Linked DNA regions of Homo sapiens: region 2 is linked to region 1. A link is an interaction called in ENCODE POLR2A ChIA-PET data of the cell type or tissue named here. Cell type or tissue: OCI-LY7. All regions are shown on one strand. Each heading gives the region's core, and the rest is flanking DNA. Links, peaks and the distances in the headings are about the cores only.

Region 1 (2,920 bases), core at 306-2,805:
TGAGCCCAGGAGTTCGAGGATGCAGTGAGCCGTGATCTCACCACTACACTCCAACCTGGGCAATAGAGCAAGGCCCTGTTTTTAAAAATAAAGATAAATTTTAAAAAATTGAAAAAGGAGATGGTCTAGTTGGGGGTCAAGGGGGAGCAGGTGGTAGAGGGGAGATGGGACTTATATGGTGACCACTTAACCAAAGTACACTACCGGCTGCCCAAAGATGAGCACAAATGTGCAAGTAGAGCTGGGCACAGTGACTCACACCTCTACCAGCACTTTGGGAGGCCGAGGAGGGTGGATCACTTAAGGTCAGGAGTTCAAGACCAGCTTGGCCAACATGGCAAAACCCAGTATCTATTAAAAATGCAAAAATTAGCCAGGTGTGGTGGTGCATGCCTGTAATCCCAGCTACTCAGGAGGCTGAGGCAGGAGAATTGCTTGGGCCCAGGAGGCAGAGGTTGCAGTGAGCCCAGATTGCACCACTGCACTCCAGCCTAGGTGACAGAGCAAGACTCCACCTCAAAAAAAAAAAAAAAAAAGTGCAAGTAGGAGACTTCATTTTCAATCTTGCTACATTGCTTCCACCCTTATTCCTTGCCTCCCTGCCCCAAGAGACCTCTGCTCAAGCTTCTGCAGCGCTTCCCTCCCATCTACAGTTAAACCCAAGGCTCAAAACAATTGTCTCTCTCCGACTTGTCTCTCCCCACTGTGGTTGTTGGCTGCCTCCGTCCCTCTGCTCTGGGCACTCTGACCACCTTGCCATGCGTGTTCTTGCCTCAGGGACCAGATTTGACTTGTGTTGCTCTCTGCCTGGAACATGGCCGGCTCCTTCATTTCCTGCAGGTGTCTGCTCTCAGTGTCATCTTATCAATGACATTCCCTAATTACCTCTATATTATATTGCAACCCCTGCCTCTCACACCCCTCAACCATCTTCTCTGTTTTGTTTTTCTCTTAACACCATCTGATATACCATATATGTCACTTCTGCATTTGCTTAAAGTCTGTCCGCCCCACTAGAATCTAAGTTCCATGAAGGCAGAGATGTATGTATGTGTTACATCTCCAGTGCCAAGAACAGTATCTGGCACAGAGTAGAAGAAAGGAAAAGAGAGAGAGACAGACAGACAGGGGGCTGGGGAGGAGGAGAACAAGTCTGCTTGTAAGTTTCAATCACTCACATTGGATCTAAGATGCATCAAATTACAAGTTCTAGGAAATTTTAACTGACAGATCAGATTGTTCATAGGAAGAACTGCCTCCCCTTTTATTTGTTATAAAGGTGGTGTCCCAAAAATTCAAAAGAAAAACTAAAAAGAAAAAAAAATGAATCAGCAGAATGACTTCTGGTTTTCCTCAGAGTCTGAACTTAGAAGAGGCCTGCTGGCAATGACTTTCATGAGAGCCTTTTTCACTTGACCTCCAGACTAAAGAGAGGTCCTTTTGGTGGGTTTAAGAAGGGAAAGGGTGGTGCCTTTGCTTATGAGCCTTTGACTTCCTGTTTTGAAATGACTGTGCTGATAAAGCTATGAACAAAATGATCTTTCAACCAGACAAATACTGACAGCAGATACCTCTGCTGAAGGATGGATTCCCTCACCCCTCACCCCACGGAAACCCCCAAACCACCCTTTCTGTGGTGCCTGATCACCCCTTTTTATTTTGGAAGGCAATGAAAATGAGGACTGTAACAATCAAAGGAGATCACCTACATCTGTCTCATCTGAGCACAGCAATGAAAATGCTCCATCGAGGTGCAAACATTTAAATGATCAAGGAGAGACCCCATGCTAAAAATGTCTTCTCCTTCAGTTATTTTTTTACTTGTTAATTTTTATAGGTACATAGTAGTTGTATATATTTATGGGGTACATGAGATCCTTCAGTGATTCAATGCTGTTTTCAGAATTCATAACAGTCTCATATTTGAGACCCTCTTGACACCTTTTCAATGGAAGTTTCAGGTGTATAACATAAGAACAGCCCCTACAAATTGGTAAGACTCCAAACTATTCCATGTATAAGCAAAAAGATTCTGTAACGTAACATTAAATTTGTGCAACCACAGCAAAAAAAATAATACCAGACTGACATCCTGCAAAGGGGTAGGGTGGGAGGTGGAGACACATGCAAGTCTATACATTTAAACAGTTATGGTTAAACTTTGTCTTTAACTTTAATAACTAGTTGTGACAATGATGTATTTGTCTAAAATACTTATTATCAAACAGGATACAAAATGCATGATGTTATCTCAACTATGTATATGCATTTTGCATAGTTGAGAAAAATACAGAATATATAAATATATATAAATATATTCTATAATATATTTTTAAAGTACCAGTTGCCTCTTGGTGGTGGAATAATGATTGTTTTTCTTCTATACCTCCTAAATTTTCTTTTTTTCTTTTCTTTTTCTTTTTTTTTTTTTTTTTTGAGATGGTGTTTAACTCTTGTTGCCCAGGATGGAATGCAATGGCACAATCTCAGCTCACTGCAACCTCCGCCTCCCTGGTTCAAGTGATTCTGCTGCCTCAGCCTCCCAAGTAGCTGGGATTACAGGCGTGCACCACCACGCCCGGCTAATTTTTTTTGTATTTTTAGTAGAGACGGGGATTCACCATGTTGGTCAGGTTGGTCTCAAACTCCCAACCTCAGGTGATCCACCTGCCTTGGACTCCCAAAGTGCTGGGATTACAGGTGTGAGCCATCGCACCTGGCCACCTCCTAAATTTTCTAAAATGAGCACATGTTATGTTTACAATTCGTTTAAAATTATAATACAAAATGCATTTTAGGTTCAACCTGATCAAGTGAAAGTGCAAGGGGGTAAAATGAGACATCTTTAAATAAAGGATATAATCTTTCAATACATTCAACCGAGGCAAAGAAATCCCAGGTGACAGTGAAAATAAACATT
Region 2 (2,920 bases), core at 281-2,780, 160 kb before region 1:
GAGTTATTTAATACTCTGATCTTCCTTCTCTTTGCACTGTCTAAAATGGGAAGATAATATCTCCCCTGCCAACCTTGAGAGAATTGTGAGTTTCAATGAAGCTAGTCTCTATGCGGGTACTTTGAGAATACTGTAAGAATTATATAATCATTTCATGAAGGAAAATCTTGACAAATATAACACCATTAATTCCAAATATTTACTCCGTCCTTTTAAAAAAAATAAATGTACTGACTAAACAGTGGTAGTACCTCCTACCTATAGGAACCCATCCACAAAACTGTGATCTGATATAAATTTCACGTTGAATGTGTGGTTGTCAAAGAGTTCTTATGAATATGTACAAGGATTTTGGTTATCCACAAAACTGTGATCTGATATAAATTTCAGGTTGAATGTGTGGTTGTCAAAGAGTTCTTATGAATATGTACAAGGATTTTGGTTGTATCAACTCAGCCTATTCCCTGCCGGTATGTAAGCCATGATGTGCCTGTGGGGGTCACCGGGGTTGCCGGCTTATACCTAGATTTGCCAGGCATTTTCACAGTACCTCACTTGATCCTCAAAACAATTCTGAAAAAGGCAGTATCACCACAACCATCAGCATCCCATTTTCCAGACTCACCACGCTGCTGCCGGACTGCTTACCTGATGTCACAGACCTGGCCTCTCCCAGGCCTCCTTTGGACCCTGGTCTTGGGAGAGGGAAGCTTAGCTCCAACTAAAAAGGGGTGTGTGCATGTTAGTTTTCTATTGCCGCTGTAACAAATCACTACAAACAACTGCTTCCATTCTGAAGGTCACAAGTCCTAAAGTCAAGGGGTTAGCAGGCTTGCGTTCCTTCTGGAGGCTCCAAGGGAAAATCTGTTCTGTGCCTTTTCCATCTTTTACAGGTCACTTACATTCCTAGGCTTGTGGCCCCCTTCCTCACATCACTCCAAGCTCTGCTTCCATCCTCACAACATCTCTTTTCCTGGCTTTGACACTCCTGCCTCCCTTATCATCCTGATGATTATACTGGACCCATCCGGATAATCCAGGATAATCTCTCCATCTTAAAACCCTTAACTTAAACTGCCTTTGCAAAGTCCCTTTTGCCAAATAAGGTAACATATTCTTATTGCTTGGAAAAGGGGCAAGGCATTCTGCCTACCATAGCTTGGGAAGCCGTGACTGTAGGCCTTGGGTTTTGAATGGCCCTGGGCCAATGGCAAGGTCTAGGACAGCACCAGAGAAAGACAGGATGTCTGCAGCCCATCGCCTTGACTGGGTTTAACAGGCCGGGCCACACATGTTCATCTTTGAGGCTGGCTTGGCTTTTATTCTCCAAACAGATCCTTTGCCTAGGCCTTGATCAAGATGCCCCCACAAACTGGGGGCTGTGGTCTGTGAGACTCCCCAAGATCCCACTGTGTCAAGCTTGAGATCAGCAACAACGCTGCTTTTGAAAGTCTGCCAAGGCTTTGGACAATGATATTTAGCAAGTTAAATTTGAAATGAACTGATAGAGACAAGCAGGGTTTCTGAGGCTCAAGAAAGACTACACTCTGCGCTCAGTATTAGATAACAAATGGCAGCAATTTGCCATGGGTTGTTTTTGGCAAAGACTTATCTTAACAAGATACTTATCACTTCTTCCTCCCTGGTTTAGTTACACCATTAATATCCTGGGGAAGGAGACTCAATTATCAATTGCAATTGACTGTCATTCTCCTAGCTCCTGGTTTTTATTTCAAGATTATCTAGGCCTGAATCCCAATCATTTTTGTTTTGTTTTGTGTTAGTGAAAAGAAAGTCACAATGTTCTATGCTAGTCTCTGACACAACAAACAATGAACAAAACCAGCCAAGAAAATAAGCTCATTTTGCCACTTGCTCAAGAAAAATGACGCTTTACTCTGGGTAAGTAATAAAAACAAACAAACAAACAAATAAATAAATAAATAAATGGAGAATTTCCATTCCTTGCAATGCTTCTCATTAAGAGAAGGATTGGCAAATTAATTTTACTGTACTGATCTCTCAGGACCTCCATTTTGAAAACAGCGCTAAATCAGCCCATTTCTTGGTACTGTTAAAGGCATGTTGGAAGAGAAGGCTATGGATGAGCATAAGGTTTGGAGATTATCTGTGGATTTCTATTTCTCATTCAATCCCTTTCCCCCATGACCGTGAATAATTGGATGTCAGCTGCTTCTGAACTCCCCTAGTATCTGCCAGTTCCTTGAAGAAGTCACACTTCTTTTCAAACTCCAGCTCATTTATCCTGGAAAATGAAGGAAAACCTATGGAGAGCCGAGGCTGAGATTCTGAACTGAGATTAACTGTTCTATGGATGAGAGAAACTCAAATGAAGAGAGCAGAAGAAAGTTGGGGGGGCACCATTTGGGAGCCATTCTGTGTGGTGACAAAATACCTTTAGGGGACATGTCTCAAGGCAGCCTTCAAGCCTGCTAATTTCCAAATGTCTCTTTAGCATGCAATTTCCCTACAAAATTCAATGAGATCTTCAAGTGGCCCCATCAGACCTAGGATGAAGGCTCACCGGGAATGACAATTATAGAATGACAAAGCTTCCGGGCTGAGGAGTTGGCTGGGCTCACCTATTGGCTAAGGGAACCGTTTCTCCCATTCAAATTTGGTCCTTCGCAAAGATTACAAGTTCCTCCTTGTTAATGAACTTTTGAGTTGCTCTTGAAAAGTAGAAACCAGAATGTTCCATCTGCAAAAACCATGGGCTTAGCATGAGTTAATTTAATTCTTTACCCTTGGTGAATGGGTTTGCGAGATGAGTTAACCCTTTCTGAACCCGGAGCCAACCAAAACCCAGTAAGTCTATGGATCGGTGTAAACAGCCTTCTTCAAAATGGGCAGCCCCCAGATAAGCAGCCCCCACTCCAGCCTCTCCCAGTGCTTGTTT

Evidence for each region. Peaks named below come from ENCODE experiments on the same cell type or tissue, not always from the same donor. Only the 100,000 strongest peaks of a DNase experiment are listed, where the experiment ranks them.
Region 2: POLR2A ChIA-PET joins it to region 1 with 6 read pairs; 7 of 35 experiments call an interaction of 5 or more read pairs at or near these places.

Annotation. Positions count from the first base shown.
Region 1 is chr12:104,461,684-104,464,603 of GRCh38, reverse strand. The region is part of intron 1 of CHST11 (carbohydrate sulfotransferase 11); the gene reads right to left. Among named protein-coding and RNA genes, the nearest start is that of CHST11, 6.2 kb to the right of the region's middle. RefSeq lists an enhancer at 1,619-1,668. In OCI-LY7, for the core only: no CTCF peak of the experiment used is centred there; a DNase peak (open chromatin) is centred at 1,473; H3K4me3 peaks cover 968 bases; H3K27ac peaks cover 1,336 bases.
Region 2 is chr12:104,619,643-104,622,562 of GRCh38, reverse strand. All of the region lies in intron 2 of CHST11 (carbohydrate sulfotransferase 11), which reads right to left. Among named protein-coding and RNA genes, the nearest start is that of MIR3922, 29 kb to the right of the region's middle. In OCI-LY7, for the core only: no CTCF peak of the experiment used is centred there; no DNase peak of the experiment used is centred there.